Regions from separate parts of the Homo sapiens genome. Here all the other regions are linked to region 2. The links are chromatin loops, found by intact Hi-C in ENCODE. Cell type or tissue: HepG2. All regions are shown on one strand. Links, peaks and the distances in the headings refer to the core of each region. The heading gives the core; the rest is flanking DNA. Region 1 overlaps LINC00673 (long intergenic non-protein coding RNA 673). Region 2 holds the start of LOC107985005 (a long non-coding RNA gene). Region 3 overlaps SLC39A11 (solute carrier family 39 member 11).

Region 1 (10,379 bases), core at 1,410-9,409, 58 kb before region 2:
GCTCACGCCTGTAATCCTAGCATTTTGGGAGGCCAAAGCAGGTGGATCACCTGAGGCCAGGAGTTCGAAACCAGCCTGGCCAACATGGCGAAACCCCATCTCTACTAAAAATACAAAAAATTAGCTGGACATGGTGGCGGGTGCCTATAATCTCATCTACTTGGGAGGCTGAGGCAGGAGAATCGCTTGAACCCAGGAGGCAGAGTCTGCAGTGAGCCAAGATCGCGACACTGTACTCCAGCCTGGGCAATAAGAGCAAAACTCTGTCTCAAAAAAAAAGAAAAAAGAAAAAGAAAAAAGAGAAAAGACAACCTCCCAGACTCCACAGCTCAAGATGGCAAGCCTAGCCCAGGGCAACATCTACTCTCCTTCCTCCCTCCTCGGCTCTGAGTCCCCCTCGGAAACAATGCGGGAGGCCCCAGCTAAGGGGCTCAGACCCCGAACAGTTAATAGGGAAGATAAGGGCCGTTTCCTTCAGGGAAGAAAAAGGTCCCACTGGCATCTGTCTTAGCCTAAGTGGGCTGTCTTCGTGAGCCTGATGTTGAAAACAAACCTCCAGGGTCATCATACATGAAAAATGAGGTGGGGAAAAAAGGAAAAGGAAAATCGCATCAGCCGGTGGTACAATGCCCAGGAGGAGGGGCTGGCGGGCGGCCAGAGTCAATACGGCCAGCTGGGGAGGGAGGCCGTGGGGCCTGAGCCGCCCGGGAGAGGGGAGAAGCAGCAGCGCACAGAGCCCCCTCCCCAGACCGGGAAGAACAGCCCCCTTAGACCACCACCCTCTGGGCTGGGAAATGAGGATGGATCTGCTGACTTCTCCAGGCTCTCCTGCAAATGCAACAAAATGCAACTTGGATGGTCTAGAAACTGGCAAGATGGCACACTTACAGGTAGCAGGGACCACACCACTAGGCTGTGGAAGGGAGTCCCCGGCTGCAGAGCTGATGCAGCCAAGCCAGGCAGAGGGTGACCTTGAGCCAAGTCATTTGACTCTGTAGGCCTCCCCTCTGCCACTGTGAAACAGGATCCCAACAGCGAACCCTGGCAGGTACAGAACACCTGCGAGACCACGGAACGTGGGGCCCAGAGCAGCCCTGCATGGTCACAGGCAACATTGCCTTGTGTGAGAGCACAGCCTGGAGCCAAGGGCTTGGGTTTGGGGCTGAGTGGCCCATTTAATAGCTGTGTGCTCTGTGACAGGTCATTTGCCCTCTCTCAGTTTCCTCATCTGTAAATTAGAGATAATAATAATGCCTACCTCTTAGGGTCCTTGCGAGGAATAAATGAGTGTTGTAGGGCCGGGCACCGTGGTTCACACCTATAATCCCAGCACTTTGGGAGGCCGAGGCGGGCTGATCACTTGAGATCAGGAGTTCAAGACCAGCCTGGCCAACACGGTAAAACATCGTCTCTACTAAAAACACAAAAACTAGCTGGGCGTGGTGGCGGGCGCCTGTAATCCCAGCTATTCGGGAGGCTGAGGCATGAGAATCACTTGAACCCAGGAGGCGGAGGTTGTAGTGAGCCCAGATTGCGCCACTGCACTCCAGCCTGGGTGACAGAGTGACAGAGTGAGACTCAATCTCAAAAAAAAAAAAAAAATGAGTGTCGTATGTGTGCGTGTGTGTCTGTACGTGAGCCGTGTGTTGGTGGGATAGTGCTTGGAACACAGAATGGGCTATTGTGTTAGCAATACTGTGATTAGCAAATACTACTATAAGTGCTTAGAGATGACTTTCAACTGTAGCCTAGGTCATAACAACCTCAATAACACAGAACCACTTTCTCAGAATATGCATCCAGCCTCTCTCCCATCAGAGGCAGCCTGAAGGGGCTAAACAGGCCCCTGGTTTGTCCTGTGTGATTCTGACCACACAGGTTCGGAGTTGGTCGGAGCTGAGCGGCCACACCTGGCAACCACATTGTCCGATGACTCCTGCTGGCAGGCTCACCCGGCACAGGGCCTCCTACACCACTCAGGGCACCGTCCTGCATGGAGAACCTCACCAAAGGTGGGGGTGCCACTCTTCCCTCGGGTGCCATGCCTGGCGCAGTCCTTATCAGTGTATATCATGTGACCAAGGAAAAATTCACCAAGGACTCCAGGCTTCGGCCAATGAGGGCAGCGTTTCTGCCAAAAAGAGACAAGTGGACCGGGCACAGTGGCTCACACCTGTAATCCCAGCACTTTGGGAGGCTGAGGCAGGTGGATCACCTGAGGTCAGGAGTTCAAGACCAGCCTGGCCAACATGGTGAAACCCCGTCTCTACTAAAAATACAAAAAAATCAGCCGGGCATGGTGGCGGGCACCTGTAATCCCAGCTACTCGGGAGGCTGAGGCAGGAGAATCACTTGAACCTGGGAGGTGGGGGTTGCAGTGAGCGGAGGTTGTGCCATTGCACTCCAGCCTGGGTGACAAGAGCAAAACTCCGTCTCAAAAAAAAAAAAAGAGAGAGAGAGACAAGTGGCAGGCACCGATGGGCACACTCCGCGTTCCAAGACCATCCCAGCACACACAGCACACATACACACACACACCTATAAGCCCTTCTGATAAAAAAGAAGTAAAAGTGAGTCCCTGGGTTTGGGGACACACATCCACAGGGGACAGCAGGGGCCAAGTGAAAATGTGGGGTGTTTTCAGAAGGTGGTCTCTGAGGGTCTCAGGAAGGAAGCACTCCAGCAGGAAGGTGTCTGCCTCCTCATGCAGCCTCCACTCACTTGCAGGGTCCATGGTGACCAGGGGAAGGGCTCCTGGGCACTGCACCTGTGAATGCCTTCGCCCATGGATACAGTGTGACCAGGGGAGGGGGTCCTGGGCACCATACCCCGTGAGTGCCTTCACCCCACATTTCATGGGGCCTGACTCAAGGCTCTTGGGGCTTCCCTGCCCCAGGGCCAGATCATCCAGGCAGCCTTAGCAGGAAGCAAAACCATAGCCCATCAGGAGCCCCCACATCAGAACAGTCCCCTCCATCATCCTCCCTCCCCACCCCCTGGACACTCCAGTGTGATCCTCTCTCGGGCCACCCTCAAGGAACAGGGCTGATAAGGAAGTGGCTCCTCTAAACCTTAAACCTGCCCCAGAAATGCACAGCAGCTGGATCAGCCACCCTGGAAACTTCCATCAGCCTCGGTTCCTTGGTCTTCTCAAGCCTCTTTTCGGGGCCCAGGTTCCCAGAATAGAGGCAGCAAATCTCCCAGAGTCCTCCTCAAATGCCTCCCATTGCCCTGACCTCCCTAAACAAAGGTGCTTTTTTCCCCAGCTCCTCGGGGTCACCACATTTTCGTCAGACCTGTGCTTGTTTTCTTTCTACTCAGCCCCATCTTGGCTTTGCCCCCCCGGGCACCACTGCACCCAGGAGACAAACCCTGTATTGTTTTCATAGACCTAATAAATGACATCGCTCCCCACCTCCTGCCACTAACTCACTAGCCCTCCCATCCCCCTAGGATCATCTAAAGTGTCCCTTGTGCTAAGCGGCTCCCTCTGCTATGAAAGAACAGGCGAGAGAGAAACCTGTCTGTCTGAAGGGGCCTCCCCCCTCCACATGTTATCAGGTGAAGATTCCACCCGGAGAGAGGCAGCATCATAGGTGGCCAATTTAAACAGTCCCAGCCTCTTCCTCTGGCTCAGGTCTAGAATTGAAGGGAACATACTAAGGTGGCGATTAACAGTGCTGATGATAAAACAGAAGGATGTTCAGTAAGTTTTTCAAAACACATCTTTCATCAAGAAGGTTTCTCCTCACCCCTTGAAAAAGTCAACGATGAAAGGGATAGAAAAGGGGGTAGCCATTTATGCCTAGGGTTCCATTATTGGAACGCTAAGCATGTAGGTGTTATTTATATCCTACTGCTCAAGGTCATCACCAAGGCCTGATTTTTGAAATTCAAAAAAATGGCAGCCTCAGGCATAAATGGGTTAAGCCAGGAAAGACTGAATTTTTCCCACTGGTCAAGTTGATGAGGTTCTTCAGATGTGCTCTGGGAGGGGATTGCTGGCGCACGAGGAAGGCTGATCACTCATAAGAAGGGCTTGCTCTGCCAAAGTATTTGGATGTGGGATGCAGATGCACCCGTGTGCAGGAGCAACAAGAAACGTGTGTCATCCTGTCCAGACGGGGACTGGTGGATTGCTCTGACCTTGCAGAGCTCATGAATCTGCAAACCAATTTCCCCAGAGCCTCTAGCTTTTGTCGGGGGTGAAATAAACCAGAAAGAGACAGCAGCCGCCAACCTCTGCACCGACCAACTGATCCAAGCCCAGACCTCGCCTTCAGCACTGCTGCTCATGAGCCACCCCTTGGGGCTGATGTTGGGGGGAAGCAGTCACCTCTGGGCCTCATGACTTCTGAACCCAACCTGACTCTGCCTGTCCCCTGCTGCCCTCGATGAGGTTGTAAGGGGCAACACACTCTCCAAGTTTTCACTGCCACCACTGCAAGAGTCCCATCCTCCTCCAGGCAAGGGCAAAGAGTCAGAATGACTTATAACCAGGGGGGTATTGAGCTGAGCCACAGGGAGGTGCAAATGAAGAACCAGGAGACAAGTCCACGTGCCTCCCCAAACCCTCATAAGGACACAGGCATGTACAGCCTACAGCATGTGGTTGTTTATTTACAGAGCCGGAGAGCACCTCAGAATACTCATCCCTGGTATTTTGCCTATGACATAAACAAAGGCACAGAGAAATAGAGAAACTTGCTCAACATCATCAGTCAGGTGCAGTGGCTCATGCCTATAATCCCAAGAGGCCGAGGTGGGAGGATCACTTGAGCCCACAAGTTTGAGGCCAGCCTGGGCAACAGAGAGAGATCCCATCTCTACAAAAAAATTAAAAATTAGTCAGGCATGGTGGTGCATGCCTGTGGTCCCAGCTACTCGGGAGGCTGACGTGGGAGGATCACTTGAGCCCAGAAGGTCGAGGCTGCAGTGAGTGGAGATCGTACCACTGCACTCCAGCCTGGGCAACAGAGTGAGACCCTGTCTCTAAAATAAATTAATTCTTATTAAATAAGTAAGTAATCATTGATCTGAGAAATAAGAGGCTATGACTGAGACTCAAATTCTCTGACCCTGGATCCAGTGCCCTCTCATCCTCCTCCTGTAGATCACCAATCTATTGCTGACGGGACTGAACCTCTATAGAATGCCATAAGTGGGTCCTGAACACTCACCTGTAGGAAATGAGGGTTCTCAGAATGGAAAGGTAAGGAAATGGCCAGCACACACCTGTAGAGGCAGCCACCTGCCAGGAGTGGCTGGGATTGGAGGGATTGTGGGGAGAACTGGCAGTGAGAACCCTCCCCATCCATCCCATCTGCTGTCGGCCCCATTGGGTGGACATCGTCTGCTCTAAGTGTCCATGGGGATTATTCTGGATCCCATGCTTGGCAGGGACCTCGACAGAGTCAGTCAATCCTTCTCTTGGTCCAGTCCAGGAGCCCACCCTCTAACTATCGGAGATGGGGCTGCTGCTGTTTCTCCAATAAGTCTAGTGTCACCACCACCCATCTCACGCTCCCATCCCCATTGCCCTCTGCTGCCTCCACCACACCAAGGCATCGAGACCTCTGGCTTCTCTCATTTGCTCTTCCCTGTCCCCCAAAACCTTCCAGCTTAACCCTCCTTTGTGCCATGTCACTGGTGCCTGTGGCTGCACGTAACTGGAATGGAACATGCCTTGTTTCCCACTCAGCCCCCTTTAAGCTACATCCTGAATTCCCCAAACCACTCTTCCTCGTACCTGTTCTGCTGCACCCAGGTGCCTGCACGGACAGGGAAGCATCTTTTCTCGGTAGTGCACTGTGCTTCAGAGACTGGGTCCCCCTTCCTCCTGCAGGTTGTCCATGTACAGAGCCCAGAATCTTCCCCTTTCTGCAAGAGGTCAAGTTTCACCAACATCTCTCCTCCACCACTCTATATTGTTTTAGGATGAATCTCATCACCCCCTCGGATGGTCCCGGTTCACACTCTATAGGCAGGGCCTTATTGGAAGGACCTCAAGTCCTCCAATGGGATAAGGTGGGCTCAGCCAGACTGGGGAAAGGCCCATATCCTCCTGCCCATAGAGGGAGTCCATGCCCCTGACAGCCCCCGCAGCTGTGCTCTGTGAACAAGAACTCTGAACTCAGCCGTAAAGCTGGCCTGGGAAGGCCCTTCTCGCCTGCCACAGCACAGACTCCCACCCTCCCTTCTCCAGGCCCCTTACACTTGGAACTGAAGTAGGCAGAGCTGGGCTGCACAGAGGTGGGACCCAGGGGGCCAGTCCCTCTCCAATCTCCTCCCCCAGCACACACACAGATCAATCCCCATGGCCCAACACTCCTCCAGGGAGAAAGAAAATGGGAGAAGGGTCAGGAATTGGCAGCTGGGAGCCGCATCAGGGTTCCTCTCCCCAGGGCACCAGCAGGGAAGGGTCCCCCTTGACCACAGCTCCAGCCAGGTTTCTAAATCTTGCTTGTTTGCCGAAGCAGCCAGGCACCTCCCTTCCAGCCCAGAGTGAAGGGCTATACAAACTCTGGCCTTTCTCTGCCATCTCCTCCCTGGAGGTGAGCACTGAGCCCTCCAAAGACACACAACCAGAAGGGACACAGGCCAGCGGGAGCACACACCATCCCTCACCGGAGCCTGAGTGCCAGAGCCCCAGCAGCGCCCGGGGGAAAGGCAGGGGTATGAGGACAAAACCCTAACCAGCTGCTGGAAGGCAAGGGCCTGGCAATGCCCTTCGTCTTGCTGTGACCTCCACCCTCAGCCCAGCCCACCCCCTTTAGCCACCCTGGGCCCCCCGACCTGGCCTCCAGCTTTGCGGCAGGCAGGACCTTTAGAATCAGACACCCCAGGGCTGGAACTTCAAGCATCCCACCTCTGGGAGACATTAGGTAAGTCACTTTCCCTCTCTGAGCCTTGCATTCCAGGTAAGATGAGACCATTTACCTCCTCAAAGACCTCATAGGATTAAGTGAGATGTTGACACACCTCACTGCACTGAGTGGCAAACATTCATCCCATCCCTCCTCCCACCAGTGGCCAACCACAGGGCATCTCTGGTTTACATGACCTACGGCAACTCGAGGCCATTCACAGTAAAGGCCACTCCAGATAGTGATGATGACACTCACTTGCAGAGGCAGGAGGGTCCCCGCACACCCCCCTCCAAAGGGGCACACACACAGATGACCAAATGCATCCCATGAGGCAGAGCCACCCAAAGTCCCTTAGACTAAAAATCGTCTAACACACACACACACTGTTGGAGCCCAGTCCGCGGAGTGGGTGAGTATTTCCCTGTCCAAATAGGTGGCAGAAAAAAATACCAGGGACTGACTTCTCTCTGGCAAACCAAGACAAACTTGCCATAGAGCATCTCAGTGGCCAGCAGAGGAGAGAGGAGGTCATTTGGGACCATTTACTCATGCGAGAGTCACTGCCCCATGCTAAGATTTCCCCTAAAAATAAAATGATAAGATAATAACTCATAATGCTCTCCCCAAATCAGTACCACACAGACCCCCCTCTTCTGTTTGCTCAGACCCCCGCTCTCCAGCACAAAGTCTTTATTGGTCTCCCTGCAGGGGTGAAAATAAAGGGGGTTTTGTTCTTCTCCTCCCCCTCCCCCCTCGAAGGGCTGAGTGAGTTTATCTGACACTGCAGCAGTCTTTGTAAACTGAGTGTCCCAGGATAAACGCTCCCTTAAGAGTCGCTTGGCCTGGGACAGAGGGACCCTCTCCAGAGGAGAATGGGGAGCTTGTTCCAATGGTCTTTTAATATGGGGGGCGGGGTGTCACCAAGGACAGGCCTCCAGCACACTCTCACAGAAGGGTCTCTGTCCTGAGGCTACAGTGGAGGGAATTCTTAAAGACACAGATGCTGAAAAGGGGGAAGGAATTTTTTTTTCCCCTAAGGGGAGGGGAGGGAGGTTAGGGCGGGAAGGAGAAGGGGGAGTGGCGAGGACTCCTCATTCCCCAGAACAATTCCAGTTACAACAAGGCGTCTCTATGCCTTAACAGCAAGTGAGTGACAAGTGGGTCAGCAGCCCCGCAGAGCGGAATTCTCCTCCCAGCCGGATCTCCCACCAACGTGTGCTTTGCAGCTCCCAAATCCAGGATGGGAGCCCACCAGCATGCAGGAAAGAATCTCACTTTTACCTAAGTGAAGGGCCTCTGCCACGGCGCCCTAAAAGATGGATCCTTTGAAGGCATTTTGAGTCCAGCTGTCCCCCTCTGGAAAGGGGCAAGCAGACTGCCCTAAAGCCCTTAAATAAATAAAATTATCTCAAACCTCAGGGAGAAAAAGGGTCAATTACTCCTCTAATTTATTTGGGTACAAGGTCACAACAAAATAGACATTCCCAGCTATAGCTATCACAAATGATGTTCTCTAAAGATTGCTCAGCAAGACTGTTTTCTATTTTGATTTCATTTATGTTGAATTGAGTTCTTCTCCAAGAAGTCGAGTTGTATTGCAGAAAGAACTGGAAGCCGTGTGTCCACTGAGAACAACCTGGCATCTCTCCTTACCTACCTTGCTCAAGGTCACCTGTGGAAAACGGCAAACAAAACAAAAAGACACCCTCCCTGCTCCAAGTAATCAAGAAATCATGTAGTTCTGAGATACACAGAGAGGAAACTGAGGCCCCAATACGCGGTGTAATGAGCCCAAAGCCATGAGGCAAATTAGGAGGCCAAGACTAGGTAAAAACCAGGACTCCTGGGGACAGAAAACCACCCACAGGGGATAGAAGTCTGCAATTCTCAGGACCACTCCAAGGAAAGACCAATACCATCTTCTGAAAGCTGCTTCTGCAATGCCATATGGTTAGGCTACTAAGCCAGAACCCATTGACCAGACACCACTGTCACCACAGCCACATCAAATGGCAGACCAGTGTGGGCCTTCAACCCACCGAGTCGCCGTGTATATACAGTTGAGCCTTGAACAAGGTTTGAACTGTGTGGATCTACCGATACGTGGTTTTTCTTCTGCCTCTGCCACCCATGAGACGGCAAGACCAACCCCTCCTCTTCCTCCCTCCAAGCCTACTCACTGTGAAGATGACGATGGGGAAGACCTTTGTGATGATCCCCTTCCACTTAATGAATAGTAAATCTATTTCCTCTTCTTTATGATTTTCTTAATATTGTTTTCTCTAGCTCACTTTATTGTAAGAGGATAGTATATAATACATATCTACTGTATCAATATATAATACATATAACTTACCAAATATGTGTTAATCGACTATGTTATTGGTAAGACTACTAGTCAACGGGAGGCTATTAGCAGTTAAGTTTTAGGGAAGTCCAAAGTTACATGTGGATTTTCAGCTGCACGGAGGACCAGCATCCCTAACCCTTGCAATGTTCAAGGGTCCGCTGTATTAAGTCTTTACTAGAGTCAGCATGAGGCCAGGTGCTATGAAATCAGAGTGCACACCTATGACTATACGGAAGAAAAAAGATCCATGTATGTGGAACCATCATGGCAGTATATGATATTATAGCTGTCAGTATTATGGAAGTTTAAAGAAAAGAAAAATTGGATGAAAAACAAAAGTTTGCAAAAACAGACTTAGCACTCAACCCACTGATGAGTTTATTCAGGCATAACTTGGGCTAAGAGTGGACACGAATACTGGATTCTATGTCAGCTGCAAGTCAGGTATCCCTAACCATGCATTGGGAGAATAAGGAAGGAAGAAGAGGAGGACACAGCCCAGAAGGAGTGGAGCACCCAGCAGGTCACAGGGAAAAACCAGTTGAGACCAGAGCCCATTCTGGACCCCAAGGAGGAAGCGCTGAGGAAGCACCTCCTTGCTGCCACTCCTCTCCTCTGCTCTGCCCCCACTCCACTCCTGTCTGTCCACTCAAGCTAACAGAGATTCCTGGGCTGGTTATTCATTAGATTTGCATTGCACAGTAGAGTATACGACAGCTTTCACATAAGTCATCTCAGTTAAGCCAATGGAAACCATAGCCCAAGTTCTATACTTCTGAGAAAAAAAGTTAAAAGGGAATTGGATCTTCCATAATTAAATCCAGCAACATCAAAGCAGAGATGCAACCACAGCCCACACAGATATAACCAAGGAGCCAGTCCATTTCTTTAAGATGGACATAAGATTTAAGCCAAGAAGGGAGGGAAATATGTGGAAGGAGGAATGAAAGATTCAGTGTACCTAGTCCAGTGAATGAGACATACAGCTCCCATCCTCCCATCCCCCCAACCTCAAGGCCACACAGAGGCTCCATTCTCTACCCTCCCAATCATGTCAATTAAGAGGTTCTTTGTGCAAAGGACAGAGTGCATGGCAGCTGATGCGCGTGCAGCTCAGATGGGGCAAGGCTTTCTCACAAGGCCCCCTACCCCATTGGAAG
Region 2 (10,379 bases), core at 1,147-9,146:
GTGACGTGACTGCTTCCCTTCACCTTCTGCCATGATTGTAAGCTTCCTGAGGCCTCCCCAGAAGCTGAGTAAATGCCAGCACCACGCTTCCTGTATAGCCTGCAGAACCATGAGCCCATTAAACCTCTTTTCTTTATAAATTACAGTCTCAGATATTTCTTTATAGCAACGCTTGAATGGCTTAATACAACATGATCCTTTCCACTCCTTCCCTAAGCCCCTGAAATGATAGTAAACAAAATTAAAAGATAAAAAAAAGTCAGAAATACAAGGAGAATGAGAGATGAGAGGACATGAGAGGGTTTTGAAAGTCAGCAGCTCTCTCTTCTCTCTTCCTTGGCGCTGCCTACGGAGGTGGCAGCCATCTCCTACTCAGCGTCGTGGCTACCCTCAGACCCCTCGTGAAGCCCAGGATTGTGAAAAACAGAACCAAGAAGTTCATCTGGCACCAGTCAGATCCATATGTCAAAATTAAGTGTAAATGGCAGAAACCCAGAGGTACTGACAACAGGGTTCATAGAAAGTTCAAGGGCTGCTCAACATTAGTTATAGGAGTAACAAAAAAACAAAGCACATGCCGCCCAGTGGCTTCCGGAAGTTCCTGGTCCACAATGTCAGGGGGTTAGAAGTGCTGCCGATGTGCAACAAATCTTACTGTGCTGAGATGGCTCACAATGTTTCCTCCAAAAATGGCAAAGCCATCATGGAAAGAGTAGCCCAGCTGCTCTCAGAGCCACCAACCCCAAGGCCAGGCTGCACAGCGAAGAACAGGAATACACAGCTCACGTGCATGTCTTATTTGTGTTTAAACAAAACCATAAAAACTGCCTGAAAAAAAAAGAAGAAAAAAAAAGTGTCAGCAACTGATTTAGCTGATTAAAAAAAGGTGAAGCACAACTGACTACAGAGGAAGAGGCCATGCAAGGTAGCCGACCCACACCTTGACACACCAGGATGCAAGGAATTGGATGGAGTCACCTATTGTCTCCCAAAGCAGTGTGTGCAATGGGGCAGGGAACAGCAGGCTTCCTTGAGAATCTGTACCAAGCTACCGGAGCTCCCGGATCCCCAGCACATCCCTGCCCTGTGCACCAAGCAACTCCTCATCCGCCACAACAGGAGACAAAACTGAACCAGGGAGAGTCCAGATGTGGAGACTGCATAGGGCAGGGGCAGCACAAGGACCAGAAGACAGGGGTAAAAAAGAAATGTCTACATGCCCCTTCACCTAGTTTGCTCTTCAAATGTTAGAGACCAACTTACAATCCACCCATGAGAACGGTCTGGATTTCTCTGTGGTAAGATAGATCATCCCAAGAGAAAACCCTAAACATAGTGATATTTAAGAGTCTCCAGTGAAAAGTGGAGTCTCTCTCTAAGTGCCCTACAGCGAGATTTACCAGCTCTCTGGTCCCATCCACCTCCACCCCTACATCCAGAGCATTCAATGAGGCAAGCATCATCAGGCAGTCGGAGAAAATTCCCAGTAGGAAAGACAGAGACTAAAATAAGAAAATAGTGTGGGGCAGTGGGGGTGGTGGGAGCAGGGAAGGAGAAAGAAACCTGGAGAAAATAGGGAGCAAAAGAGAAAAAAAAAGAAAAACGGTGACCTCCTTTCATTATTATCCCTGGATAGACAGAAGAAAGAATTGCCTTCAGGAAAGAAGAACAGAAGGCCACAAGAAGGAATTTTATGGCAACTAGAGCTTTTAAAAATTACTAAGTTTCTCTTATTCCTTAAGAGAAACAGTAAGACAGAATGATGAAAAAGAAGATCAAACCAGGGGTTCCAAGATCCAACAAATAAGAATTCCAAAAGAAGAACAGAAAAAAATTGAGGAAAGGAAATTGTGAAATAAATAAGAAAGTGAACATGAGTTTCCATATTGAAATAGATGATCAGGGGCCCAGTTCAATGACTGAAAAGAGACCCATACCAAGACCCTGTGTCATGAAACTTCAGCTCATTAGACATAAAATAACCTTCAAAGGAGGGAAGTAGGAGGTGAGGAAAGGAGAGACAGGGAAAGAGAGAGAGAGAGAGAAATTTCATATACAAAAGAGAAGGAATCTGAAGAGTATGGAACAACTCAATAGCAACACACAAGATGAGAAGGTAATGGAGCAATAATATCAGATTTCTAAGATAAACTGATTTTCCACCTAAACGTCTGTAGCAAACAAACTATCAATCAAGTGTGACAAAAACATTTTAGAATATGCAAGTTCTCAAAAAATTTTCCTCCACAGAAAACTATGGAAGGATATGCTCCATCAGAATGAGGGAGTAAATCAAGAAAAAGGAAGATTTGGGAGAGCCTGGCAGCAGAGTATTTCATTCAGGGATTGCCTAGGGTGGCATAAAACAGATCCATGAGCAAAGAGACATTTATTGTGCTCAAATACAAAAGTCCGGTGGGAGCAGTCACAACGCAACAGTTTCGTGATATCCCAATGTGCCCAGTGCTGACTGTCTGTCTTGTATTACCAAAGCTGGTGTACAGACTCCATCCTCATGCTTGCCTCATGGTGCTATGGTGGCTGTCCCATCTCTAGCTTTTCATCTGTATTCCAGGCAGGAAGAAGAATGCAGCAAATGAGAAAAGAACAGCCTCTACCTCAGAAAAACAAAACTTTCTTAGAAAAATTATCAGCAGGCTACTGCTTTTGTCTCCTTGGCCAGAATTGTGTCGCCCTGTAGCTACAATGGGCTGGGAAATACAGTTTTTAGGTTGGTATATTAGTTTCCTATTGCTGTTGTAATAAATAACCATGAAGAGTGGTTTAAAACAAAGCAAATGTATTATCTTACAGTTCTAGAGGTCAGAAGTCTGAAGTGGGTCTCACTGGGCTAAAATCAAGGTGTCCTTGGCAGGGCCAAGTGCTTTTCTGGAGGCTCCAGGGGAGAATTTGTTTTTTTATCTCTTCCAGCTTCTAGAGGCCACCTATTTTCCTTGACTCATGGCTCCTTCCTCTGTCTTCAAAGCTTGCAATGGCCAGTTGAGTCTTTCACACCTCGTACGACTCTGACTCACATTCTTCTGCCATCTTTTTCCATTTACAAGGACACTTGTGATTACATCTGTCTATTGGGAAAATCCAGGGTCACTTCCCCATCTCAAGGTCAGCTGGTAAGCAACCTTAATTCCATTTGCAACCTTGAATCCCCTTTGCCATGTAACATAAGACAATCACAGCTTTTGGGGATTAGAACACAGACATCTTTTTTGTTTTTATTTTTATTTTTAATAGAGATGGGGTCTCGCTTTGTCATCCAGGCTGGAGCACAGTAACGCAACTGTAGCTCACTGCAGCCTTAAACTCCCAGTCTCAAGCAATCCTCCCACTTTGGCCTCCTGAAGTGCTGGGATTACAGGGATGAGCCACTACATCCGGCCAGGACATAGACATTTTTAGGAGACCCTTATTCTGCCTACTATCTACTATACTGGGCATAGTAGATATAGTTGCAGCTTGGTATAAAATCTGGGTCATTTTACTTTTTTTGTTTGAGACGAAGTCTGGCTCTATCGACCAGGCTGGAGTGCAGTGGTGCCATCTTGACTCACTGCAATCTCTGCCTTCTGGGCTTGAGACATCCTTCCACCTCAGTCTCCCAGGTAGCTGGGACTACAGGCACACACCACCAGGCCCAGCTAATTTTTGTATTTTTTGTAGAGATGGGGGTTCACCATGTTGCCCAGGCTAGTCTTGAACTTGTGAGCTCAAGTGATTCACCTGTCTTAGCCTTCCAAAATACTGGGATTACAGGCATGAGCCACAGTCCCTGACCCGGGTCATTTTATTTAGTATGAAGGGAAGTGTGAATTTAGGCAGGCACACATGCTAAGGATTATGGAGTGGAAAGATGGGAGGAGGCAGGGGTCCCCAGTGGTACCACAGAGTCACTTCTCCAAACCCAGACTGAACCTCTGCTGTACTTCAAGTTACACGAGAGACATCTACCCTTATGTGGTTAAGCTGCTTTAGCAAGGCTAGAGTTCCATGAAGCCCAGTGTAAGCCCAAGGAAACTTTCACGTTTTCAGGTAAGAATTCAATAGATAATGTTTAAAACCAAAACAAGGAGAAATGCCAGGATGAGCATGGTATTGGGAAGTAGGAGGTAAATATCAAAAGAAACATCTAAGTCAGAATTTAAAGAGGTGCCCCCAGGGAGCAGATTCAGAGTTGGGGAAGTAGAGGGCAGAGCATGGCTGACTTCCTTCAAAAATGGTTTTCATGCCATTTGACTTACTAAACTTCATTTATCTGTTATTATGCCTAATGAAAATCAATTTTTAATTTAAAAGTGATGATAATAGTTTGGAGCACCTATAGCAATAAACTAGGACGTGCAAGAAAATGATCTACCCATGCAATTCCCCCAACCGGGCTGCATCAGGCTGGAAGGGTCATGAAATGGTTCCCACAGGGGCCACCGTGGAGCACAACCAGGAGGTGAGACACAGCCTTGGCACAACAGTGGTCCACATTTACCTTCCCCAGCGAGGGTCCTCAGCATCCTGCTAGCCCTCCTGAGCTACAAAGGACAGGAAGTTGGGGCAGATTTGTTTTCTTTCCCTAACAAGATCTTATTTTAGGAGCAGAGCTCAGAAGAGCAAACAGAGAAAAGAAAAGTCAGGGGCTGGTTTCAGGGAGAAGAGTGACCACGGGCCATTCCTTGGGCCATGTCTGCTTCTCTAAGCCTGGCCCTGGGGAACAAAACTTAGATCTTGATCATCCAGCATAGCTCTGGCATGCTGAGCGTGTGATACACCTGTCTCTACCGTCAGGCAAACGAGTGGGTTCACAGGCAGAGGCCTGCCCTGCCAAACAATGCTCCCCTTTGTCCCCGCCCAGGGCTCAGGAGCCGCAAGGAAGCCAAATCCATCAGCACTTGTCAGGGCCCTTGATGCACACAATGCAAGTTATGATCCACAGTCCCCGGCAAAGCCCCAGGCTTCCAGCAGGCAGCATTAACTGACACGCAATGTGTCAGTCAGCCTTCTAAAAGCCAGGGGTGGGGATCCGTGCCAGGGGGCCACTGAGCTCTCATTCCCAGAAGCCAACCAGAGCCAGTGAAGGGGCCGCAGAGACTCCGACACATCATTTTCATAAAAACAGCCCAAGGAGAGCATTGCATTAGGAAAAATCATTTCCCGTATTGGCAGCGGGCTCTTCTGATGGCTTTAGCAAATACCATACACACCGAAGCAGTGCAGTGCGCGCCCTTGGCTCATGTGCCCGACCGCATACGGGACAGACCAGGGATGAGGGAGACTGGAAGTATGAATTCCCAAATCAGACTCCCTACAAATGCAACACCGCCTGCAAAGGGTCGCCCCTCCTTCGTAGCCAGCAAGGTGGCAGGCTTTACAGAAGCAAGGGGATTTTGTGACCAAAAAGAACCTGGAAGCGGCCTCCATGGATGCTGCCAAGGTTATTGTGTGCACTTCTTGATGCATCCTGCAAACCACTCTGGGCTGTCCTATTCTGTTCGGTCACCTCCTCCCTGCCTCCACCCTCCCACCACGTGACTGCCAGTCACCAGGCCAGGAATATCACAAGCGTCTTCCTTGGGCAAACAACCGTTCCTCTGCAGACACCTAGACTGACCTTGGCACTCGACACAGAGGGAGGGGACAGAAGACGAGTGTGTGTTCAAAGTCTGCAGTCCCCTGGGGAGGGGTCACTGGCACCATCTGCCTTCGCTACCGGGGCAAGGCAAGTTCAGAGCTACAATTAGTGCTGATTCAGCCATGGTCCCTCGGTCTCATTCCCTAGGCTTCCCTACAAGCCTAATTATGGGCATGAAATGAGCTAGTGAATGAGTTTTCAGAAAAGCAAACGTTCCCTTAGAAATACAAAATATTTGAGCCAAATAATATCAAGTAAGATTTTGTTGTTTTTGGGCAAAGGTCACTGTTTAACTTAAAGGAAAGCAATAAAATATATGCAATATATAAATTCTATAAATTATAGTTATAGAGTAAATTATAGTAAATTTATACAGTAAATTATAGTTATATAGTAAATTATATAGTATCACTTCTTTTGGTGTGATAATGGTATTGGAGTCATGTAAAAAAGAATGCCATTCCTTCTCAAGATACATACTGACCTGTTTATGAATAAAATGACAAGATGTCTGTTTGTTTTTTTATATATTTTTTTTAATTTTTTGGGGGACGGAGTCTCAGTCTGTCACCCAGGCTGGAGTACAGTGGCACGATCTTGACTCACTGTAACCTCTGCCTCCCAGGTTCAAGCGATTCTCCTACCTCAGCCTCCTGAGTAGCTGGGATTACAGGCCTGTGCCACCACGCCCGGCTAATTTTTGTATTTTTAGTAGAGATGGGGTTTCGCCATGTTGGCCAGGCTGGTTTCGAGCTCCTGACATCAACTGATCTGCCCACCTCGGCCTCCCAAAGTGCTGAGATTACAGCTGTGAGCCACCGCATCCAGCCTGTTTGTTTTTAATAACAAGGAGGAGGAGGGAAGTGAATAGGGCAGGACTGGCCAAGGGTTGATGGTTGTTGGACTGTGTGATGGGGACATGAGGGTTCATGACACCATTCTGTTTGTTTGAGCATAGGTTTGAAATTCTCCATAATATAAGGTTGAACAAAAACACAGTTTAAAGATCAAGACAGCATAAAGAATAAATCAGTGAGTGTACAAACTTATGCATGCAAATGATCAGATCTGGCCTTGCTTTGAAATTGTAGTGGCTAAAACAGATTTGGTTTTGCTTTTTGTAACCAGACAGTAAGAAGGTGAGGGAGCTCCTGTGGGTGTCAGACAATAAACCATTCACTGGTTTTTGGTTCTTGTTTTTGAGATGGGGTCTCACTCTGTTGCCCAGGCTGGCACTCACCGTTTTTGGTAGGATTCCAGAGCAAAACCTAGTGACATTTACTCTCAAAATATATCTGCTGTAGTATCAGACTTATGTCTAACAAAATTAGTGATCAGATGGGAGGCTGACTATCCTGAAACGGGATACAGTTTGATCAGGGCAGTAGGTATGTTTTAAAAGGACAGACTGGGCCTGGCGGCCGTGGTGTCTCTTGCCTGTAATCCCAGCACTTTGGGGGGCTGAGGTGGGTGTATTACCTGAGGTCAGGAGTTTGAGACCAGCCTGGCCAACACGGCAAAACCCTGTCTCTACTAAAAACACAAAAATTAGCCAGGTGTGGTGGTGCACACCTGTAGTCTCACCTACTTGGGAGGCTGAGGCAGGAGAATCGCTTGAACCCAGGAGGCTGAGGTTGTGATGAGCCAAAAATCACACCATTGCACTCCAGCCTGGGTGACAAAGCAAGACTCTGCCTCAAAAAAATAAAAAATAGAAATAAAAGGACAAACTGGTCAGGTATAATGGCTGGCAACAATCTCTTTTAATCACCTGGTACCCTAAGGTAAAGCATCCCCAAAAACCTCAAGGATATTTTTATTACTTTTGTATGTTATTTGAGAGAGCCGTAATTCCATTTTTAGCTGGTGCATTGTTCAAGCTAATGTTATCTACTTAATCTTTTCCTCTGGCTAGTTTGGTTCTTAGCAGGTTGTGTTGGTTGAGATTAAGATTAGAGATGTAATATCAAAACCACCAGTTCAGAACCTGAATTGTAACAGACACATCCATCTGCAGAGATGCTCTTTCCTTCTGATTGGCAAGATTGTAACCTACTTCTCAATTGATTTCAGCATCGAACACCCGGGGCTGGCTCAATTCCTTTCTACACCTGCCAAGAAAATCTAAGTGGATAATGATGCTGACCAATCAATGGGCCGTGGGCAACACAGGAAATCAGTGGGCCCGCAAAAAGCTGGGCACCACGTGTTACGGGTAATATTCTCAGGGCCCAAAATGGGTGGCACCAGCCTCCCTGACCAGTCAAAGGAGGCAGGAAATGGAAGCTGAGCTCACGGTGGGAGGAAGCTGGGTGTGGGTGGTGGTGGCAGCCCTGGGAAGAGAAGGGTGTGTTTCTGAGGGCGCCTTGTGCCCTACCTGTTTGCTGCAGCTTTCCAAACCACAAAGCCCTGCCTGCAGCTCCCTGCCAAGGCTGATCATAATCTGCCATGCTATCGGCATTGTCATCTCTTATACAGATGCACATTGAGTGCCTCTAATTCTGAGGATGATCCCCTGAGGAATCTTGCCTTTTCCCAGCGCCATGCTGCTTGTCCATCCAGGCACGTGGCAGCAACACCACCATAGGGATGCCCAGGATGCCAAGCTGCATGCCCGCTACCTCCCCTCCCTCCTGCTTCCTCAGCCCACCTCTTCTACCCCAACCCTGAGCCTCAGAAGGAGGCCGAACCATCTGCCCGTTTTCATTCTTGTCTTTTGCAGTTGGGAAATGAATCTTCAGTGACAGAGCCCACAGAGGAAAACACCCAAACCTGACCCTCCCTTTAACCTTGCGAGCGCTATCACTCAGCCAGATACCACCACTGTTTCCCGAGGACTAAGAGAGATGGCTCTTTGCCTGGTGGAGCTGTGAGGAAGATGATGGGAAACGGGCATGCTGGCATCGGAGTTTTTCTGGATTGGAAAAAGAGGATTTTACTTTTCAGCACCTGCCAGCATGATAGGTTTGCCAAGAATTCTACACTAAACAAACACACACGCCTACATCACCCCTCCTCCCAAGCAGGCATAACCCACTGGGGAAGGAAACAGCTCAGGAAGGCGGATGGCAGGGGTTCGTGAACCTTGCTAGTTTCCAGGGCACGATCCATTTTAATCTCCGCCAGAGGACTTAAAAATCTATTCTGTCAATATCTCCCTTATTAGTAAAGTTTGGGTCCCAAAGCAAGAAAACTAAGGCTTAATTTTGACTTAGAAGATTGTTGTTGTTGTTTTATTATAAGTTTTGATTATGTAGTATGTGTGTGTATATATGTTATTCACTACATACATATTTATGTATTTTTAATATATTTTATATTTTAATATAACATATAATACATATTATATATTATATAATATGTAATTATATATTAAAATATATAATTATACATATATTTTAATACATAAAGTATATTTTAATGTATATATAAATTATACACATGTATATTCAAATGTGTATATCAATATTTATGTATATATTTAGATTTGAAAGCCTTGGGGGACATGTAGGTCCATATCCTCTTGTAGATATCGTAGTGGGATCCTGGCTTTTGGTTATCGTCTCCCCCAAGTCTCCTATTCCCTTTCCGTCCCATTTTTTTCTTGCAAAGAACAAGCAATGACTGAGGCTTTCATAGCCATTGTCACAGAATAGGTCCTGTGGGGAGTTGATTTGTAAAAAGTTCCTGGACCAAAATAAAGGTGGTGACCAAAATGAAGTCATCTCTGCCACCTCCCAGTGGGTATCGATGTGGAAACGGTAACTTGAATCTGAAGCTTCTTTGTGCCCAGCCCCACTGTGCTGATGAGAGCAGACAGGGTGGGAGAGAAAGGGGCACACAGAGTGGACATGTGGATGCCGTTCCTCAAGCCCTTGAAGAAACCAAGAGTTGGCCGCAGCCCTGACCCAGAGTTCTGGGAGATGGGTCCGTGGTAACCCCGCAAGGGAGAAGAGGGCAAGAAGGCCAGGATTCCCAGGGCTCATCCAGAACAGCCCATCCGTCCAGATGGGTATCCTTGATTCCAGTACCTTCCCTGCTCACACATCTCTTTCATCCATTCATTGTACCACTCTGAAGTGTAGAATATGCAAAAGAGAGAATAAAATCATATCATCGCCACATGTAGTTTGCTGTGTCATGCTTATCCTGGTGGATGAAAAAGAGGCCCACGAACCTATGGAAGCCATTCTTGCCACCTGGGTTTATGAGCCAATAGACCATGGCAGAGGTGATGGGATGTCATGGCCATGCTTATGCTATATTACATAAGACCCTCACTTACTAGCTGACTCAGTCGAGGGGCTCTCCTTGCTGGTTTGATCAGTAAGCAGCCATGCTGGGAAAAACCCATGTCCCTAGGAGCTGAAGGAAGCCTCTAGCTCACAGCCAGCAAGAAGCAGGGTCCCTAAACCCATACCTGCCAGAACTGAATACTGCCAGCAATGGGAGTGAGTTTGGGAGCAGATTCCTCCCCACTTGAGCCCCTGGAGGAGACTATAGTTAGGCCAACCCCTTGATTGCAGCTTGTGAGACCCTGAACAGACGCCCAGTTAAAACTGTGTCCAGATTTCTAACCGAGAGAAACTGAAATAATCACGTGTTGTTTTAATCTGCTAGATTCGTGGTAGTTTGTCACACACAAATAGAAAATGAATACAACGACCGTCTCCCACCAACTTACCAAATATGATAAATGTTCACATGGAAGAAATGTACAGACTCATACATCATCTATTCA
Region 3 (10,379 bases), core at 1,535-9,534, 53 kb after region 2:
GGGAAATTATAGTTAACAGTAATTTATTGTATGCTTCAAAATAGGTAGAAGAGAAGAATTGTAATGTTCCCAGTACAAAGAAAAGATAAACGTTTGCTGTGATGGGTATCTCAGTTAATCTGATTTGATCATTACACAGTGTCTACAGGTATGCTAAAAATATAGACAACAATTACCTATCAATTAAAAATAAAATAAAAGAATAGTGCTTGAATCCCTGTCCTCTGGCTGCTCAGAGTCTGAGATGCGCAGACACAGAGAAAGGCACTAACCCCCCAGGGAACCTGTTCTGCAGGAGGAAGGCAGCAGCTATTGGAACTTGAATAGAGACAGCCGCGCCCACCTCGGGCTTCTTCAAGGGCTCCTGGAGGAAGCTGGCCAGGTAAGGAGTTGAAGACCCACTGGAGGCAAAGGGGCCAACGTGTGTAGAGACATGTTGCAGGAGGTATTGATCTTGATTGGGCTGGGTGGCAGGTGGAGGATGGCCTGGTGGGAGGTGGGCTTAGAGGACACGTTAAGGATTTGTTAAAGAATTGTGGTAAAATTGGCTGGGCACGGTGGCTCACGCCTGTAATCCCAGCACTTTGGGAGGCCAAGGTGGGCGGATCACGAGGCCAAGAGATCGAGACCATCCTGGCCAACATGGTGAAACCCTGTCTCTACCAAAAATACAAAAATTAGCTGGGCGTGGTGGCGCATGCCTGTAGTCCCAGCTACTTGGGAGGCTGAGGCAGGAAAATCACATGAACCTGGGAGGCAGAGGTTGCAGTGAGCCAAGATCGAGCTACTGCACTCCAGCCTGGGCGACAGAGTGAGACTCTGTCTCAAAAAAAAAAAAAAAAAAAAAAAAAAAAAGAATTGTGGTAAAATTAATATAACATAGAACTCAGCATTTTAACCATTTATGAGGTGTACATTTCAGTGGTATTTAGTGTATATTCACAGTGTTGTGCAACCATCACCACAATCTAGTTCCAGAACATTTTTATCACCCAAAAGCAAATGCTATACCCATTAGCAGTCACTCCCCACCCCTACCGCCCTCAGCTCCTGGCAACTATGACTCTGCTTCTGTCTCTATGGATCTGCCCACTCAGGACAGCACATGAATATGATACGGTTTGGCTGTGTCTCCACCCAAATCTCATCTTGAATTGTAGCTCCCATAATTCCCATATGTCACGGAAGGGACCTGGTGGGAAGTAATTGAATCATGGGGGTAGGTCTTTCCCATGCTGTTCTCATGATAGTGAATAAGTCTCATGAGATCTGATGGTTTTATAAAGGGCAGTTTCCCCACACACACTCTCTTGCTGCTGCCATGTAAGACATGATTTTGCTCCTCATTTGCCTTCCGCCATGATTGTGAGGCCTCCCCAGCCATGTGGAACTGTGAGTCCATTAAACCTCTTTCTTCTATAAATTACCCAATGTCAGGTATGTCTGTATTAGTAGTGTGAGGATAGACTAATACAATAAATAAAACTACACGCATGTGGCCTTTTGTGTTGGCTTTTTCCACTTAGCAAAATGTTTCAAGGTTCATCCATATTGAATCATGTATTTGTATCAGTACTTCTTTCCTTTTACAGCTGAACAATATTCCATTGTATGGGTATGTCTCATTTTGCTTATCCATTCATCCACTGATGGACATTTGGGTTGTTTCTACCTTCTGGCTATTGTAAATAATGCTGCTGTGAACAGTGGTGTACACGTTTTCGGTTTCTTTGTTTGTTTTTTTGAGATGGAGTCCCACTCTGTTGCCCAGGCTGGATTGCAGTAGCACAATCTTGGCTCATTGTTAACCTTCATCTCCCGGGTTCAAGTGATTTTCCTGACTCAGCCTCATGAGTAGCTGGGATTACAGGCACACAACACCATGCCCAGGTAATTTTTTTGGGTTTCACCATGTTGACCAGGCTGGTCTTGAACTCCCGACCTCAGGTGACCCGCCCACCTCGGCCTCCCAAAGTGCTGGGATTACAGGTGTGAGCCACAGCACCCGGTCTACATGTTTTTGTTTGAATGCCTGTTTTCAGTGATGTTGGGCCTACTCTGAGGAGTGGAATTGCTGAGTCACAGGCTAAGGATTTCATGCTTAGGAGCATCATAGGAGCAGCTAGAGGCCATGTAAGTGAGGAGCTGCATGATTAGAACTGTGTTTCTAAGCATTGGCTATAGCTGCTGTGGGTGGAAAGTTGGAGGGAAGCAGGAGTGGCCAGAGGTGACAATAGTCCAGGAGAGAGACCAGTGGAGGCTGGTGGCAGGGGGAAGGAGAGAAGTCACGAATTGCATTCTCCTCATCTCTTTTGCTCCTGCTCTTCTCCCTATCACAGCCGCAGACATCTAGCCACAAGCGAGAAATAACCATTTTCCCTGCAGACATTTTCACATTCTGAAACAACGAGGGGTTGAACAACAACCCTTGAGCAACACAGGTTTGAACTGTGCAGGTCCACTTACATGTGGATTTTCTTCTGTCTCTGCCACCCCAGAGACAGCCAGACCAATACCTCCTCTTCCTCCTCCTCCACAGCGAACTCAGTGTGAAGATGATCCACTTCCACTTAATGAATAGTAAATATATTTTCTCTTCCTTAGGATTTTCTTAATAATATTTTCTTTTTTCTCATTTACTTTATTGTAAGAATACAGTATATAACAGGGGTCCCCAGCCCCTCGGCCACAGACCTGACCTGGTCCATGGTTTGTTAGGAACTGGGCCTGCACAGCAGGAGATGGGCGGCAGGCAAGCGAACGAAGCTTCATCTGTATTGACAGCCACTCCCCATCACTCACATTACCACCTGAGCTCCGCCTCCCATCAGATCAGCGGCAGCATTAGACTCTCAGAGGAGCACGAACCCTATCGTGAACCGCACATGCAAGGGACCTACGTTGTGATGATCGGTCACTGTCCCCCATCACCCCTAGATGGGACGGTCTAGTTGCAGGAAAACAAGCTCCTCTACATTATGGGGAATTGTATAATTATTTCATTACATATTACAATGTGATTGTAATAAAAATAAAGTGCACAATAAATGTCATGTGCTTGAATCATCCCGAAACCATCCCTCCCCCCACCCCAGTCCATGGAAAAATTGTCTTCCATGAAACCGGTCCCTGGTACCAAAAAGGTTGGAGACTGCTGGTATATAATACATATAAAAAATATGTGTTGATCGACTGTTTATGCTATTGGTAAGGCTTCTGGTCAACGGTAGGCTATCAGCAGTTAATTTTTTGGGGAGTCCAAAGTTATACGTGTAATTGACTAAATGGAACTGACTGTGTGGGGAGGGGGCCGGTGCCCCCAAGCCCCACATTATCCAAGGGTCAATGTAGTGAGCTGGTAAGCACAGCTGATTGTGGGCAAGACAGGTGGTTTTGAACTTCTTCCCAGCTGGACTATGAGAAACTCACTGACCCCCACAAAAAAAACTTTTCATGGTCTCTTTTAGCTCCAAGCCTCCATGATTTCTGTGGGAGGCTGTCCTGTAACCATCAGCTCTTCACCTCCAATCATGAAGTGGTTTCCACTGTAAAGGAAGCTGCTGATTCACGTGGAGACTCTACTATCTTCTTATCAGTCCTTTATTTATATAACTGTCTGACTTATGAGTCAATCTTTAGGACAGGATAAAAGTTCACATCTTCTCCCATCTGAATAATCTAAGACCTAGAACATTATCTTGAGGCACCCATTTTGTCAACAAACAAACAAAAAACAAAAATGCCAGCAAACCAAAGAAAAATGGAAACTGTCCACTTGCACCTCTTTTGAGTCCTCCTGCAAACTGGCATCTACAAGAGGAACTGTCACTCACAGCACCTTTACTGTCATGTGGCAAGGTATCAGTGGCTTCTGAAGGTGCTGCTTCATGCAGAATGTTTTGGGTGCCCCCTACATTCTAATTTACTACAGGTAACTGTTGGTAAAAGGCCCACTCAGACTTTCCCATGTAGCTGGTTCTCAATAGATCCTCTATGGAAGGAAAGAAGGAAGGATGAACCGAAAAATGGATAAAGTATACACCCCCATGGAAGAAGGAAGAAATAGATCCAATGTCATGATTTGCATTGGTTTTGCTGCCCCATTTCCTTGAGACTAATTTTTTTTTTTTTTTTTTTGGATACACGGTCTCGCCATCTCCTATAGGCTAGAGTGCAGTGGCACAGTCACGGCTCACTGCAGCCTCAACCTCTCGTGCTCAAGGGATCCTCCCACCTCAGCCCCTAGGGTAGCTGGGACTACATGCACACACCACCACACCTGGCTAATTTTTAAATTTTTTGTAGAGCCAGGGGTCTCACTATATTGCCCAGGCTGGTCTCGGACTCCTAGGCTCAAGTGATCCTCCCGCCTCTGCTTCCCAAAGTGCTGGTGTGAGCCACTGCGCCTGGCCTGAGGCTGATTCTGGCAGTAGTGAGGTCAACAGGGGATTACACACCCAATACTTGTGCCATAAAAGCTCCAACCAAGAGTCAAAGGGTTGATCTCGTAGAAAACTCTTTAGCTAAAGACAGAGCCAAAAAACCAAAGTGCAGCTCAAAGTCAGATGTGCTCTTAGACAGGTCCCCCGAGAGAGCTGGGAATCCTGGGACTCCATCACTTACATTTTCCTAGAGAAGTCTAAGCCCCTGGGTTCCTTTGGCAGTCTGGCAGCTTGGGGCTCTTCCCAGGCTGTTTTTGAAAGGGGGGAATCACCCTGCCTGACCCTTTTCCAACACTACCCATCTGACTCCTGCTAGTGGAGGGGCTCTTTAAGTCCCAGGGGAAGGGCTATTCAAGTGCTTAGAAGATTTTGCAATCAAACTTTCAAGGGTAAATATTTGCAGTGACTCACCAGAGAGGTTTTTCTGCTCTCCTTCTGGCCCCTGGGGAGCCACAGGGCTCTTTCCCCAGGTCTGTTAGCAGTTTACGATGATTATCCGTAGGCTCCCTGGACAGCTCATGAGTCAAGAGACTGGGTTCCCGTAACCCACTCCCTTGCCCGGAGGCACCTGGGCTCACCATACCAGAGGTCAGCAGCACATTTACAGCACCATAGCCTAGTAAAGTCAATGGTACAAGTGTCCAGCTTGTGGCCTGGAGGCTTTGCCCAGGCTCGTGGGACAGGCAGACAATTTACAAGGTAAGTAACACATCATAAAATTGAGCAGCAAACACTAATGAGCCTACAAGCCAGGACAGAGGACCTTTCTCTCCGACCAGGGAAACTGACACAGCCACTGTCCCAGGTTTGGGCAGGCGTGCCCTGCTAGCACCGACCACAGTGACCAAGGATAACGCATCGTGCTTTCCTCTAGACCCCAAGAAGCAACTGTAAACCTTGGGAGGCTTTCAAGAGACTCCCCAGATCAAGGGACCTTAACACTGTCCCCAAACTCTATTTGGCAGCTGGTTTATCGCGGCCACCACTATCATCCACCCCCATGATTATGACTTTGGTGAGTCTCTCTCCTGCTTCAAATCACAGATGTGGTCCCTGACTGAGGCTCACTCTGTTTGCAGAAGGGGACTACGGTGTCATCAGAGAGCTGGGGAGTGGAGGGGTGAGCTTCCTCAGAGTGTAGCTACAAGAGAAAGCATTTGGCTCTGCATTTGTTGGTGCTCTGTGTGGGTGCCCAATGGCTTGAAGTTGTCAGCATATCTGGGCACACAAGTTTGTCTCAGGCCCCCCGGGGGTTCTGATGACACGTTAAGCTCATAGGCCATGTGGCAATCATCCTGCAGAACTTTTGGTTCCGTCTGATCCCAGCTGAACCAATTCAGAATGGGCCAGACACAAGATACAAATGGTGCTGAGCAGGGAAATGATCATCGATTCAACTCCACTGAGTAGATGTTCGTCCATTTAGTTGGTAACAATTTATTAAGCATTCCTACATGCCAAGGCCCAAATTGGGTGCCGGGGACACAGGGGTGAATGAGACAGGGCCAGGCTCTTAGGAAGTTTGGGAGCAGACAGGTGGTATGCAAACAGATACCCCCACGCTGGACACTCTGCTCCGATGCTACGAAGGAGGCCACCTTTGGGAGCTGATGGAGAATTTCAGGGGAGGACCTCGTTTAGGAAGGGTGTTTAGAGGCGGACTCTTTGAAAAGGTGCAACTGCAACTGAAATTGAGATCTGAAGAATTAAAGGGGGAGGGGCGGTTGAGGGCAAAATAACTTTCTGTGCAGAGGAAAGAACAAGAACGAGGCCCAGCGATGGGCAGGATCTTTGTGTGTTCAAGAAACTTGAAGTCCTGTGTATCTGGAGTCTAGTAAGTGATGGGGAGAGTGAACTTGAATTTTACTTCAAACACAATAAGCCCCAAAAGGATTCATCTCAGGAACGTGGCAAAGGTCAGTTTTCATCTGACCTGGGTTTTTACCAGGTCCCCCTCATACTTTTTCTTTGGCTTTCCATGCAACACACAGATGCAACATGGTCATCTAGGATTAGGGAATGATTTAGGAATACAGGGACATTTTCTGATTTTGAAACAGCCCAATTTCCAACCTCTGCATCAGATCTATCCACAGGTGGGCTGTGCGTGGTGGTTCATGCCTGTAATCCCAGCACTTTGGGAGGCCGAGGTGGGAGGATCACTTGAGGTCAGGAGTTCAAGACCAGCCTGGGCAACATGAAACCCTGTCTCTACCAAAAATACAAAAATTAGCCAGGCGTGGTGGTATACGCCTATAATCCCAGCTACTCAGGAGGCTGAGGCAGGAGAATTGCTTGAACCCAGGAGATGAAGATTGCAGTGAGCTATGATCCCACCACTGCACTCCAGCTTAGGTGACTGAGACTCTGTCTTAAAAAAAAAAAAAATCTATTGACAGGTGGACCTCTTGACCCTTGACCTCCATCTGCAGGCTTGGTCTTGTCCCTAGGACCAATCTGGACTTATCACAAGGTACACTTAGGGGTTTTCCTCAACCCATAATGTGACACTCAACATCTGTTCTTTGTTGTTCTGCAAACAGTATCTCTATCTGCCTTTTTCCTGGGCTTGGACGAGTCCCTGTCCCCCAGGTCTGTTGCTGGCATGCTTCCAGCCAGATGCTGTGCTTTCCTAGGATTGGAGCCTCATCCCTGCTTCTGAGCCATCGTCCAGTGTCAGGAGTCTTGCTATGTGGCGACAGACCTTCCAGAAGCTGACTGGGGTCTGCCTGCACTTTCAAACAGTGCCTGATTCGGGATCCCACTGCTGTCCCGCTCCACCCGTCTCCTTACCCAGCATGGCTCTTGGCTCGTTCGTGATAGTAAAGACAGGTGCACCACACCCTGCCTGGGCCCTTCCCTCCAGACCCCCCTCTGCTTGGCAGGTGGAGCTCCCTCTCAACATCTAAAACTGTTCTTCTGTCCAGTGAGGGGGCTGAGTCTCAGGGCCAGGCCTCTGCCCGTCTCTTCCCCAACCTGCTGCTGTGAATGCCCAGCTATGGCCCAACGACATGCTAGCCTCAGCGTGTGCTCCACAGGCAGGAATCAGGGCATATGTTCAAGTTTATAAGGGGCCTATGAAAAAAGAGACTGCCAGCAGATTCCCTATTAAATGGGCTTCCCTTGCAGTAAAAGATTTAAATTAGAGTATCTTCTAAACAGGGGCGTAATGGGACCACCACAGGTCATTTAATCCATCCCTCTGCCACTTGCCATTAAAGGAAGAGCATGCTTGTGTCACCTGCTAGTCATCACCTAGACATGCTAAAGAAATATACAGACTCCCAAGAGGCTTCCGAATAGCTATTTTCCAAATTAATCAGGAGGGGAATTCTTTTCTTCAAATAAAGTCCTTTTTTTTAAGTGTTTTAATTTTGTTGCTGTTGTTGAGACAGGGTCATGCTCTGTCACCCAGGCTGGAGTTTGGTGGCACAATCACAGCTACTATAACCTCAAACTCCTAGGCTCAAGCCATCTTCCCACTTCAGTCTCCCAAGTAGCTGGGACTACAGGCGTATGCCATCATGCCTGGTTAGTTTTTTTAAAAAATTTTTGTAGACACAGGGTCTCACTACGTTGCCCAGGCTGGCAAACTCTTGGGTAGGAGCATTTTTTTTTTAGACAGTCTCGCTCTGTTGCCCAGGCTGGAGTGCGATGGTGCGATCTCGGCTCACTGCAACCTCCGCCTTCCGGCTCCTGCCTCAGCCTCACGAGTAGCTGGGACTACAGGCGCGTGCCAACACGCCCAGCTAATTTTTTGTATTTTTAGTAGAGATGGGGTTTCACCATGTTAGCCAGGATGGTCTCGATCTCCTGACCTCTTGATCCACCTGCCTCGACATCCCAAAGTGCTGGGATTACAGGCGTGAGCCACCGCGCCTGGCCAGGAGCATAATATTGAAAACAGATGAGAGCAAAGCTTTGCTCCTCACACCCACCATAAACTGTAGAACTCTGTGGGAGGCTGTTTGAAAACCATTGCTGAAAATACAGAGATCCTAAGATGTGGGGCAAATAGACTCCTGTGAGGAGGAGGCATGGAGTAGGGAAGGTCCATCATGCTAATAGTGTTGAAGCTGACAAAATCCTGGCAGCAGCCGCCTTTGACCAACAAGCATATGCCAAGACCCGGCTGGATGCTCTATAGGTTCTATTGTTGAACCTGCAAAATCTTTGCCAAGTAGGCATAATTATTCCAATTTTTCACATGCAGAAACTGAGGCTCTGTGGCATACAGTGACATCTCCAAGGCCACACACCTCCTGGAGAGCCATAATTTGAACCTCGGAGTGCCCCACTGACAGCCAACGACACCAGAGGGTCCCTTTGTATGTAAGGATTGCATGACTCCAGTTGAATGACCCAAGCCGGGGACAAACAGGAAAGAACCCAGCAGCTCTGGAGGCCACTTGAGCTGACTGTCAAATGCTCTGGGCTGATTAACGACTACGAACTTCAGGGAAGACAAGTGTGCTTTGATGCCACAGAGCTATCCTGGGCCTGTACAGGCCCGTTTCTGCTCTGAATGAGGAAGCTGTACTTTGCAGGCACCCGGCAGAACAAGAATAGGGCCTAAGATACCTGAATGAAGGGCACAGAGGAAGTACAAAATACAGTCATTGTTGGAGCTAGAAGCTGGTGCCAGGCTACGAGGGGGCCCAGTGGCCAAGCATTATGGCAGGAGAGAGATGTGAATATTTTCCAGGCAAATAATGCAGCTTCTCTACCTGGAAACCCTGCAGCCGTGTCATGCTGGACAACCCCCTCAGTCCAGGCGAGGCCAACTGGCGACTGCCAGGCCATACCATGTGTGCCTTCAGCTGCCCTCCACTGGGGACAAATGCCTCCTCTGAGCGATCCTCTTCAGGAAGTGGAGGATGCAGTGGCTGCTCCCCATGTGTCCCCCATGGCTCCCCAAGTTTAACAGGACTTCAGGTGGCAATGGGAGATCCTTAGGGCATGAGCAGTTCACATATACTTTTCACAGTAGTTTCCAGTCGTCAAATTACTTCACATAGGGTAAGGGATAGTTCCAGGCAAACTTAATGTAGCAGCAGGACCTCAGGGGAAAGGGTTCGCTTCAGTGGGCATCAACTGGTCTGTGCAAATCCCTGGAACCAAATTGCTGTCTCTGATGTAGAGGGGTCCAAGAAGAGGTGAGAAAGGTCAGGTTCCCCCTGGTGGGTAGACTCTGGGGACTCCAGAAATATGGCTGCAGCTACTCTAGCTCTGACTTTGTTCAACAGGTGCAAATACCAAGGTGATTTGTGACATCTGTCTATTCACACCCCGCAGGCTCTGGGTACCTCTACTCCCCAAGACAACTGGTGTTCTGTTTCCCCCCACACTGCCCAGGGCCCCTCTTGGAGCAGGTACCTGAGGTGGGCCAGCCAGTCATCCCTGTCCTGTCTCCTGTGCCATGGACCCCTCCCGAGCCCCTTGCCAATCAAAAATCCGGTAAATATTTGGTGTCCTCTGCACAGTGACAGCCTTGTAGGTGGCTGGCCCGATGCTCGACTGTACTCAGTTTCATGCTAGAGCGTTAATAAGTGGTTCTAAATGCAGTCGAGAAGATAAAATCTCACCTCCGCTCACTCTCCCAAGATAGGGAGGAGGATTTGCCTTTTCTAAGAAATTAACCAGCCCCTTGAAAGTAATTGTTTGAAAGCGTTCAGCTGGGTCTATGTGCAGCTATAGAGGTCATGGAAGGCCCGATGGGGCAGTTTTGAAAAGTGGGGAGAAGAGACACAGAATTACCATATAAGTCAGCAATTCCACTCCTGGGTATACACCATACAGAAATGGAAACAGAGACTTAAATACACACTTGCACACACCTGTTCATGTCAGCATTATTCACAATCGCCAAAAGGTAGAAACAACCCAATTGTCCATGAGCCTATGGAGGGTCAACACAACGTGGTGGGCATGTAGGAG

Evidence for each region. A loop is a pair of places that touch in the nucleus more often than their neighbours do. Peaks named below come from ENCODE experiments on the same cell type or tissue, not always from the same donor. Only the 100,000 strongest peaks of a DNase experiment are listed, where the experiment ranks them.
Region 1: it touches region 2 in a loop (2.2-fold over the local background); 7 of 110 quality-filtered maps call a loop at or near these places.
Region 3: a loop joins it to region 2, with 8 times the contacts of the local background. A loop is called at or near these places in 3 of 110 quality-filtered maps.

Annotation. Positions count from the first base shown.
Region 1 is chr17:72,568,739-72,579,117 of GRCh38, forward strand. All of the region lies in intron 1 of LINC00673 (long intergenic non-protein coding RNA 673), which reads right to left. Among named protein-coding and RNA genes, the nearest start is that of LINC00673, 19 kb to the right of the region's middle. RefSeq lists a silencer at 3,212-3,506. In HepG2, for the core only: a CTCF peak has its summit at 6,103; DNase peaks (open chromatin) are centred at 1,700, 3,403, 7,003 and 7,693.
Region 2 is chr17:72,626,851-72,637,229 of GRCh38, forward strand. The region is part of intron 2 of LINC00511 (long intergenic non-protein coding RNA 511); the gene reads right to left. It overlaps LOC107985005 (a long non-coding RNA gene), which reads left to right and starts at 2,782. Exons shown (of 3, transcript XR_001752991.2): 1 at 2,782-3,131; 2 at 7,712-7,853; 3 at 8,361-8,830. It also overlaps the pseudogene RPL32P33. In HepG2, for the core only: a CTCF peak has its summit at 5,127; DNase peaks (open chromatin) are centred at 4,881, 5,611 and 6,521; H3K4me3 peaks cover 1,606 bases.
Region 3 is chr17:72,679,216-72,689,594 of GRCh38, forward strand. The region is part of intron 7 of SLC39A11 (solute carrier family 39 member 11); the gene reads right to left. Among named protein-coding and RNA genes, the nearest start is that of LINC00511, 44 kb to the left of the region's middle. RefSeq lists an enhancer at 7,243-7,743. In HepG2, for the core only: no CTCF peak of the experiment used is centred there; DNase peaks (open chromatin) are centred at 2,090, 3,566, 4,866 and 5,536; H3K4me3 peaks cover 1,127 bases.